Regions from separate parts of the Homo sapiens genome. Here region 2 is linked to region 1. A link is an interaction called in ENCODE POLR2A ChIA-PET data of the cell type or tissue named here. Cell type or tissue: GM12878. All regions are shown on one strand. Links, peaks and the distances in the headings refer to the core of each region. The heading gives the core; the rest is flanking DNA.

Region 1 (5,387 bases), core at 286-5,285:
ATTGTGAATAGTGCTACAATAAACATGTGAATGCCGGTATCTTTTTGATGTAATGATTTATTCCCTTTGGGAATATACCCAGTAGTGGAATTGCTGACTGGAATGGTAGTTCCATTTTTAGGGATGTAACTCTTGTTTATATATCAATTACCCTATGACAAAATTGGTTTTCTTACACATTGTTTCTCAGTTTCCAAGAACCTATGGATGAAGTTAAGTGAAGACTTGTTGTGTAATACAGAAAGTGGTGAATAGGTGGGGCTGTGAATGAAACAGGACTGGCCATGAGTTGATCATGTGAAAGCTGAGTGATGGCAGTACATAGAACTTCATTACACCAGTGTGTCTGCTTTAGGATATGTTTGAAATTTTGCATTATAAAAAGTTAAGGCCGGGCGCGGTGACTCACACCTGTAATCCCAGTACTTTGGGAGGCCGAGGCAGGTGGATCACGAGGTCAGGAGATCAAGACCATCCTGGCTAACACGGTGAAACCCAGTCTCTACTAAAAATACAAAAAATTAGCCGGGCGCGGTGGCGGGCGCCTGTAGTCCCAGCTACTTGGGAAGCTGAGGCAGGAGAATGGTGTGGACCTGGGAAGCAGAGCTTGCAGTGAACTGAGATCGCACCACTGCACTCCAGCCCGGGCGACAGAGCGAGACTCCATCTCAAAAAAAAAAAAAAAAAGTTAAAATATTCTACAAGCTAACTTACCTGTAGGACTTCCACAAGTCATTTACATGTACACATGTAAGTGGCTACAGAATGTATGATAATGGTTTGGGCCTGGAAGGACATTAGTGACCACCAGAGTGAAATGAACTGAATCTCCCTGCCTCCCGCTCCATACACACAAGCCTACTCAACAAGATCTCTTTAATGTAAAGCCACAAGTCAGAAAGGGTGAACACAGGGTAATAACCCAGGGACTTGCCTAGAGGCAATGCTTACCTCTGGGCAAGGACTGAGCACATATCCTAATGAAAACAATTTGTGTGTGTTTGAAAGAAAATTGAATTCAGTACAATCGATAACGTTCAGAAGCTTCAGGGGATCTGCAGATGTGGACTCATGGAGCAGCATCCTATCACTCCTATCACTCATGGAGATTTTACACATAGGCCTAGGGAAAGACATGGTATCAACTTGTCTCGTGTGGGTGAGACAAAAGCATCCAATACTGCGTCGACCCAAGAGTTCTCACTGGCTCTATGTAGCACATATCCCCAGAATATTCAGGTGTGTTATGTAGTGATTTCTATTGAATGCAATAAAATTTTGTTATAGTTATTACGCATGTCACTTAATTCACATACTCTCAGGCATACCAAGAAGGGAGAAGAAAGGGTGAAGGATAGAGTTCAGCCACCTGGCAGCATTCCATAAAAACTGGGCAGATTCATGAAATATTACAGTGGGAGAGGTGCTCAAAATAGTTTTTGCACACTTTTGAAGATAAGAGAGTCTATCTGTCTTAGATATTCTGCCTGGATATGTTACTAGCATCAGGATGTTTTGAGGAGGCCATGCCACCCTGACTCCAACCCCAAATTAAAATTACAGCAGTCAAAATTAGAGTGTCACACGGCCAGGCACGGTGGCTCATGCCTGTAATCCCAGCACTTTGGGAGGCCAAGGCGGGTGGATCACGAGGTCAGGAGATTGAGACCATCCTGGCAAACATGGTGAAACCCTGTCTCTACTAAAAAATACAAAAAATTAGCTGGATGTGGTGGCGGGTGCCTCTAGTCCCAGCTACTTGGGAGGCTGAGATGGGAGAATGGTGTGAACCTGGGAGGCAGAGCTTGCAGTGAGCGGAGATTGCACCACTGCACTCCAGCCTGGGCGACAGAGTGAGACTCCATCTCAAAAAAAAAAAAAAAATTAGAGTGTCACATGCTACTTTAGTTCTGTGTTGTGGTACTTCAGTGGCTTCTCATTTGAAAGTGTTGTGGTACTTCAGTGGCTTCTCATTTGAAAGTACATAATTATTTTCAAATTATCATATATCATTTCATGGTTAAATTAGATTATCAGCTAGAACTTCCAGGGGGATTGGAATTCTACATGCAAACTAGATTTCAATCCCTATTTATGATCATTTTGGACATCTTTGTTTCCTAAACCCTCAGATCAACTGTTTCCCTGGATAACCCTAAGGCACTGGGAAAAATCTGAATGGAAGAGATCAGCGCTGTTTTTTATGGCATGTTTGCAAGAGACATATTTTGTCTATGTCAGAAACCTAGCTATTCAGTAGGGATATATTTTTCCAAGAACATCTCAAAATATTTCTTTAAGAAAATGTAATTCATCTGACCACTTTCCTCTTAATTAAACCCAGCTGCGTGTGTGTGTGCGCGCACGCGCACGTGTGTGCGTGTGTGCGTATATGTGTTTTCTGTACCTTATTTCAATAACAGAGAAGGAAGCTCTTAAGGGCACCTCTGCCTTACACACTATGAGTCAAAATGACTTGGAAACTCCCTGGCTATACTGTGATCAGTTGTTCAACTTTCAGTTTTGACAGCTTTAATAATTCTAAGCCACCACGCTCCTGATATTCTTCTTTCTAAAGAGAAACAGTTGTTTTGTTTACATATGTAGTCAGTATGATAATTATCTAAATTTGTTCCTACAACCTTGTTTGATCTCTGTAGTGTCAACTGATAAAATCCATCCATTTTGTAGAGCCAAACATCTTTTAGATCTCAGGTCAGAGGTCATTTCCTGGGGGAAAATCAGAAGACTTTAAAGAGGTTGCAAAGCCTGGACTTCCTCACAGAAATCACCACACAGGATAATCTTACAACCTTCAGTTCTTCTAATTTCTACCAGCTGTGTGATTATTTGATTGGTATCCATCTATTCCATGAGACTATATAAATTCCACAAGAGTAGGGCCTTGGTCAGTTTTGCTCACCATTATGTTCTCAATGCCTGGAACAAAGAAGGCCATCAATAAATATTTGTAGAATGAATAAATGAACGTAAAAATATATAAATGTGTCCATGAATAAGTGAGTAAATTACAGAAATTTCACAAAGCGGTTTTATCAATAACACTTTAGAACTGCACTGTTCAACACAGTAGCCACTAGCCATATATGACTATTTAAATTTAACCTTAAATTAATTAAAATTAATAAAACTAAAATCCAGTTCCTCAGTTGCACTAGCCACATTTCAAATGCTCAATAGTCACACATTGCTGTTCACTACTATATATGACAGTGCACAATATACAGCATTTCCATCATTGTAGAAAATTCTACTAGCACAACTCAAGCAATTCTAAAATTCAAGGCCAAAGACAGCATTATTTTTTCCAAAATGAGTCAGATCATTATTATTGGTGCCATTGATAATATTAATTGTGCAACTTAAACCTCTTTCCCCTAAAACTGTTCCCCCTTGATGACTGAGCTTAAACCAAGTATTTCACCTCTTTTTCTTTCAAAATATATAACAAATAATTTGTATTTGTCTACTTTGATTTGTAAGGCTCTATATATAGTTTTATATACTTTCCTGAGTACTCAAAAGAATCCTTGAAATTGGGAATATATACTTTTCTACAAGTGCATTTTTTACACAGGCCAGGCCTCTATGCACTATACGTTGGATAAAAATGGGAAAGATATGTGTTCTAGAAGCCATCATTAGTATATGAGGAATTGGGATTTGTATTAATTTCCCTAATTATGTTAAGTGCGTGATTGCACACATTCTGGAATTGTAATTATGTGTAAATTGATATAGTTTTCCAAATGAATAATATTCAATATGTTTGGTGAGATCCTTTAATTTCAACAATTAAGCTTTTTTTTAAATCAAAGACTCTAGTTACAGTCATCTTATTCTGTAAACTATAAACAAGCATTTTGTTTGTGAAAGCAAAGATCAGAACATTGCCAGAGTTAGGAAAACAAGATTATACATTTATACTTAATTTAAAGCAATAATTTGATTTAAATACCCATACAAGCAAAAGCATCTTTAATTATATAAGTTTGAGAAAAAGCATAAGAGAATAGTGAAGATATAAAGGAATGGGGCAGATCCTCAGATTCAGGTACACATACTGGGAAACTGAGCACACCAGGAGAAATTCACAAATGTAAATTCCTACAAGGCTTCTCTTATAAAGAGCAAGGTTTTATGTCTCCTTTTAGCAAGTTAGACTCTATAATCCCATTTATCTCCATATCTTCATAAAAAAGGAAGATTCTATTCAATAAATCTATGGCTACCTTAACTACACCCAGGTGTTTTAAATTATGCCACAAATTTTTGTCAATCTTTACCATAAAATACCAAATCCAGCTTTTGCTTGTCAACATAGCTAAAACATTATCATTTATCATATTCTAGTACCTTCAAGTTTTCATACCACGTGTGTTCCAAACTCTAGGAAATTAAATATTTGCCTAATACCACACTTTAAAACTTCAAGCCCTACAAATTAAGAAGTACACAATTAACCCATTTTCAAGTGTATTTGCAGAGATTGCACCTGTGCCTACTTATGAACAAATCCTAAGTTTTCTGTTTCCCTCTTTTGGTGCTTAGTCAGCCTTTATATCTCAGGACTTTTCATTTACAAAATGCATGTCACATTTGACAAAGGTGAAATTGTATGGTTTCAGCACTTGGTTTTTTGAGCAATTCAGGTCTTAATTCTTAGAAGGTAAACGTAGCCGTTGTCAGAATGCCACACAACAAGTTTATCCATAAAGAACTTTCAGGAATGAGCTGGGAGGGAAGGGGTCAGATGAGTAGAAAATTGAATTGGGAAGGTTCATGCCCCTTGTCTCTGTTGATTTCCATGTGGAAATTCAGGACCAGCCAATCCCTTTGAAATCTGTCCTAGAAATCATGACTCTGCAGGAGCTGGAAGCTCACATGCCTTCTAGATTGAGGCATGTAGCATCAATAAGTGAAGGAAGGCTGGGAGACAGATAAGGAGAGATGATTAGAAACTGTGATAAGCCCCATCTGAAAACATTTAGATAGGCTTTTTTTTTTTTTTTTAAGTTTTAAAAGATTGCACAAGCCCATTCCATGCAATCTGTAGAGCTGCCAATTTGGAGTTTCTGCTTTAGGAGACAACTCGAGCTTAGGGCTAGGGTAAGAGAACTACTGGCTGTAATAATTTAAGGAACTTTTTTTTCCAGTAAAAGTCACAGGCCATGCTTTAAAAGGGCCTAGGAGTCTATTTAGAGCAAGTTTTTCATGTTTTATGTTGTAAAACTGTATCTAATTATGAGCCAACTTTAACCTTTCTTCAACTTTTCTCCATCTCTCTTCCCAACTACTTCTACGTTTTGTTGGCTTGAGCAAGGCTACTTTGTTAAACACTGCCTCATACCAAGTTCTTTCCCACC
Region 2 (5,387 bases), core at 117-5,116, 1.8 Mb after region 1:
TTGATTAAATAAATTTGTTATGCTTTTCTCTTGTTAACCTGTCTTTTGTTATCAGAGTGTTGGCCATGTGCCTTATGATGGGTGAGGAAAAGTATCACACCTTTCTGCCCCTACACTGTAATAAAAAATGTTTAAAAACCCAAGTGTTGGCAAAAAATATGGAGAAATTGCAACCCTCATATTGCTGGTGGAAATGTAAAATGGTGCAGCTGCTTTGGAAAATAGTTCGGCAGTTCCTCAAAAGATTAAACATAGAGTTACTATTGGATCTATCAATTCCACTCCTAGGTCCATGGCCAAAAGAATTGAAAACATATGTTCACACAAAAATTTTTACCTGAATGTTTATTAGCAATATTATTCATTATAACGAAAAAGTAGAAACAACCCAAATGTCCACCAACTGATGAATGGATAAACAAAATATGGTATACAATGGAGTATAATTCAGCAATAAAAAGAAATGAAGTATTGATGCATGCTAGAATGGATAGACCTTGACAACATTATGCAAAGTGAAAGAAATCAGTCACAAAAGATGATCACATAATGAATAATTCAATTTATATGAAATGTCCAGAAGAGGCAAATCTATAGAGGCAAGAACAGATTAGCAATTGCCTAGGAATAGGCAATGGGAAAATGGAAAATGACAGTTAATTGGTATGAGGTTTCTTTTGAGGGTAATGAAAATGTTCTACAATTGGCCGGGCGCAGTGGCTCACATCTGTATTCCCAGCACTTTGGGAGGCCAAGGCAGGCAGATCATGAGGTCAGCAGTTTGAGACCAGCCTGGCCAACATGGTGAAACCCTGTCTCTACTAAAAATACAAAAATCAGCCAGGCGTGGTGGCGGGCACCTGTAATCCCAGCTACTCCGGAGACTGAGGCAGGAGAATGGCATGAACTCGGGAGGCACATGTTGCAGACTCTGTCTAAAAAAAAAAAAAAAAAAAAGAAAGAAAGACACAAAAGAAAAAAGTTCTACAATTAATCCTAGTGATGGTCGCATAAATTTACCAAGAATATACCAAAAACCATTGAATTGTACACTCTAAATGAGTTAATTGTATAATATGTGAATCATATGTCAAGCTGTCATTAAAAAAAAAAAAACTCCAAAGCCCAAAGCTATATAGCACCTTTTTTTTTTTTTTTTTTTGAGGCAGAATCTTGCTCTGTTGCCAGGCCGGAGTGCAGTAGTGCGATCTAGGCTCACTGCAACCTCCCCCTCCCAGGTTCAAGCGATTCTCCTGCCTCAGCCTCCCGAGTAGCTGGAACTACAGGAGCGTACCACCATACTCGACTAATTTTTTTTGTGTTTTTAGTAGAGACAAGGTTTCAGCATGTTGGCCAGGCTGGTCTCGAACTCCTGACCTCGTGATCTGCCTGCCTAGGCCTCCCAAAGTGCTGGGATTACAGGCATGAGCCACCATGCCCGGCCGAGATAGCACCTTTTTAATGGTTAGGAAATCCCACCACCCTTATGTTCAGAGAAAAGGCTAACTACAAAGGACCACCTCACCTGACATGTCCAAGATGAGACTTGCCTCCACTCTTCCTCAATGACACCCTTGTTTTATCAAAATGCAAGTTTGGGCTGGGCACAGTGGCTCATGCCTGTAATCCCACCATTTTGGGAAGTCCGGGTGGGTGGATCACCTCAGGTCAGGAGTTTGAGACCAGCCTGGCCAACATGCTGAAACCCCATCCCTACTAAAAATACGAAAATCAGCTGGGCATGCTGGTGGGCGCCTGTAGTCCCAGCTACTCGGGAGACTGAGGCAAGAGAATCAGTTGAACCCAGGAGGCAGAGGTTGCAGTGAGCCAAGATGGCACCACTACACTCCAGCCTGGGTGAAAGAGCGAGATTCCATCTCAAAAAAAAAAAAAAAAATGCAAGTTTGTTTCCTCTTTTTTGAGACCTTTCTCATTAATGAATGTTCTTCCTATTGCACTACCCAAAGTCAAATGGTCTTCACTAATGGGTATATTTTGTCCCAGATGTTATTTAGAGGGTGCTCTTTGCAAGGATTGGTTAGATTTTGAAAACTAGATAATTAATGGAATTGTCAGTGGTCTCACCTTGGGATCATGGGTCTGAACAAATCGGTGTTGAGTATTGAGTTTTGATAGTGTATGAAGCACGTCATAGCTTCTGGCATGACTGGTCTGGCACAGTCAATCTGTTCTGTGAGTCAGGATATGCTTGGCAAGTTGTGGTTTCTGTTCCAATTCTCAACTGTCAGCATTTAGACTAGTACCTGGTTCATGGTAGGTGCTCAATACGTATTTACTTAAAGAATAATGAATTGGCCAGGTGCGGTGGCTCATGTTTGTAATCCCAGCACTTTGGGAGACTGAGACGGGCAGATCACTTGAGGCCAGGAGTTCGAGACCAGCCTGGCCAACATGGTGAAACCCCATCTCTACTAGAAATACAAAAAATTAGCCGGGCATGGTGGCGGGGGCCTGTAATCCCACCTACTCGAGAGGCTGAGGCAGGAGAATTGCTTGAACCCAGAAGGCGGAGGTTGCAGTGAGCCAAGTTTGCGCCATTGCACTCCAGCCTGGGCAACAAGAGCAAAACTCTGTCTCAAATAAAAAAAAAAAAAATCAATATATAGTTGGCAGCAGACCAAAAATAGTTCACCTTCTTTGTTAGTTACAGTTTGGCAAAATCTATATGAAAATACAGGCACACATACCTTTGACCTAGCAATTCCACTTCTGGGAATTAATTCCACAGAAATTTGCATATTGCAAAGAACCACCTGATAAGGTTACTCACTGCAATATTGTTTGCAATCACAAAAGAACAGATGTCTTAGAAATCTCCATTAGTAACAGCCTGCTTAATTCAGCCGTGGTGCACACATACAATGGAATAAGATGCAGGTGTAAAAAGAATGAGCAAGTTCTCATGATACAGAAGATCTCCAAGATATATTCACTCAGTTTCAACCATAACTGCTTTGTTCCTCAGAGCAAGTTCCTTCCGCTCCACGTGGAGGGTTTGAAGGCTTTGAAGGTTCAAATCCAGATATCTGGATTCAAAGCAGAAGAAACCTGGCTCACTCTCTCACTTTCTTCAGGCCTTGGCAAATCTTTCACTGACCACTATAGGAGAATAAAAATAATTTTTTCTTCAACCCTCATAGGTTTTTGATTGGAAAAGACCCTTGTAGCAAAAGATGAGATAAAAACAAACTGAAGTTTAACATGTATATTTAATGTATACATGGAACACACCCAGAGAATGAGTAGTTCTCAAAAAGGTGGCTTTGAATTCTAGCTTATGTGGCATTGTCAACAAAGAACAATGAATATTTAGAGAAGTGACAAGGCAAAGGAAAAGGATTTTGAGTCTCTAGGGGCAGCAACTTGTGAGAAAGCCAATAAATGGCAGAAACAGCCTGGCTAGTAAGGCCTGTTCATGTGGCTTCCTCTGGTGACATCTCCAGGCTGATAAGGGTCCAAAGTTAGACCTTCAGTGCTAATCTTTGTTTTCCCTGGAAGAAGGGTAGCAGGGTAGGATATCTTTTGCCTTTGTAAATCTATGTCCTGCTTTTAGGCAAATAGAAGGAGGGCAGAGAGCTTTCCTGTATCTGCTTCTTCTTAATTGTCTTTAGCTCAAAAATCCTTCATATTTTGGGGTGGCATATTCTGGTCTTCCACACCACCCTATCATAAAATATCCACATCCCATTCACCACCACCCTCGCCACACACACATGCATACATGCACACACATCTATCCCCTTACCCTGTTTTGCTCCATAGCACTTACCACTTATCACTATATATCACTTGTTTATTTATATCCCACAAAAATGTAAGTGTGGCCAGCTCAGTGGCTCACTTGTAATGCTAGCACTTTGGGAGGGCAAGAAGGGAGGATTGCTTGAGCCCAGGAGTTTGAGACCAGCCTGGGCAACATGGTGAGACCCCGTCTCTACAGAAAATTTAAAAACTGGCTGGGGGTAGTGGTGGGTGCCTGTAGTCCCACCTACTTGGAAGGCTGAGGCAGAAGGATCACTTGAGCCCAGGAGGCCGAGGCTGAAGCAAGCAGTGTTCACATCACTGCACTCCAGCCTGGGTGACAGAGCAAGACCTTGTCTTGGAAAAAAAAAAAATTTTTTTAAATGTAAGCTCCAGGAGGGCAAGAAATGTATTTGTTTTGTTCACTACCAAATTCCAAATGCCTAAAAGAGTGCTTGACACATAGTAGGTGCTCGGTAAGTGTTTCCTGAACAAATGAAAACAGTAAATGAAAAAAGCCAGAGGCATTTGAGCCCAGCCTCAAAATACTGGGCTGACTATCCTTATAAATGCTTCTATGTGAATGAAATGTCTTTAAAAGGTTACAGAAGAAATAGGTCATGCTGGTTGCCTGTCAGAAGGTGAACTTGGTGGCTGGGAGACAGAATAGAAGGGAGGCTTTTCATTATACAGTATTCTATTTGTAGATTATTATGCAAAAAATATAACTTAAAAGTAAAAAGGAAAGCTTCTGTATCATTCCTTTTTCATATCTCCATAGTATGCTGTCCTGTGGATGTACTAGAAGTCATTTCATCAATCCTATTTTAATGGGCAAGTTAGTTATTTCCAAACTTTTGCTATTGCAAATAAAGTAGTCTGGATATTTACTTTTCACGTTATAATAAATAGGACACTGAGGTCTTTTTATAACCCCTTAACTTTGGTTATAAATCTTTGCAGTTGAAAATGTAACCAACATCCCCAAGTAAACAAAAGTTTACTGCAGTTAAGTCCATTTGCATTTGCTGGCTGGGAGTGGGGCAGCCTCAGGAAGCAGAGGCTCCTGGGAAAGGGATAATTTAATTAGCATTCTTGCAATCTCATTGGTAAACTCACCCAATCCCTAAGCCTGTATCCTGATAATTTATCAGGATAGGGCTGTCTTACAAAGGAGGGCAAAAAAACAAAAGAACAAACTTCTAACCAAGATGTGGCTCACGCCTGTAATCCCAGCACTTTGGGAGACCAAGGCAGGTGGATCACTTGAGCCCAGGAGTTCAAGACCAGCCTGAGCAACATAGCGAAACCCCATCTCTACTAAAATACAAAAAATGAGCCAGGCATGGTGGCACACACCTGTAGTCCCAGATACCCAGGAGGCTGAGAAGGGAAAATCACCTAAGCCCAGAAAGTTGAGGCTGCAGTGAGCTGTGATTGCACCACTGCAATCTAGCCTGGGCAAGGGGAGTGAGACCCTGTCTCAAAGACAAACAAACAAACAAAAAGTGAAGACAGTTCAGTATTCCTAATTCATACAATGGGAAACATCTGAACTAAAGATTGAGAATCCTGGGTCTGCTACCGAGAAGCAGGGTGACCTTGAGGAAATCACTTCTCTCCTC

Evidence for each region. Peaks named below come from ENCODE experiments on the same cell type or tissue, not always from the same donor. Only the 100,000 strongest peaks of a DNase experiment are listed, where the experiment ranks them.
Region 2: POLR2A ChIA-PET joins it to region 1 with 5 read pairs; 1 of 35 experiments calls an interaction of 5 or more read pairs at or near these places.

The regions. Positions count from the first base shown.
Region 1 is chr2:64,177,097-64,182,483 of GRCh38, reverse strand. No RefSeq gene overlaps it. Among named protein-coding and RNA genes, the nearest start is that of LINC00309, 26 kb to the left of the region's middle. RefSeq lists an enhancer at 2,564-2,663. In GM12878, for the core only: no CTCF peak of the experiment used is centred there; a DNase peak (open chromatin) is centred at 2,473; H3K27ac peaks cover 1,152 bases.
Region 2 is chr2:62,341,462-62,346,848 of GRCh38, reverse strand. No RefSeq gene overlaps it. Among named protein-coding and RNA genes, the nearest start is that of MIR5192, 140 kb to the right of the region's middle. In GM12878, for the core only: a CTCF peak has its summit at 3,470 (motif pointing left); a DNase peak (open chromatin) is centred at 2,208; H3K27ac peaks cover 3,503 bases.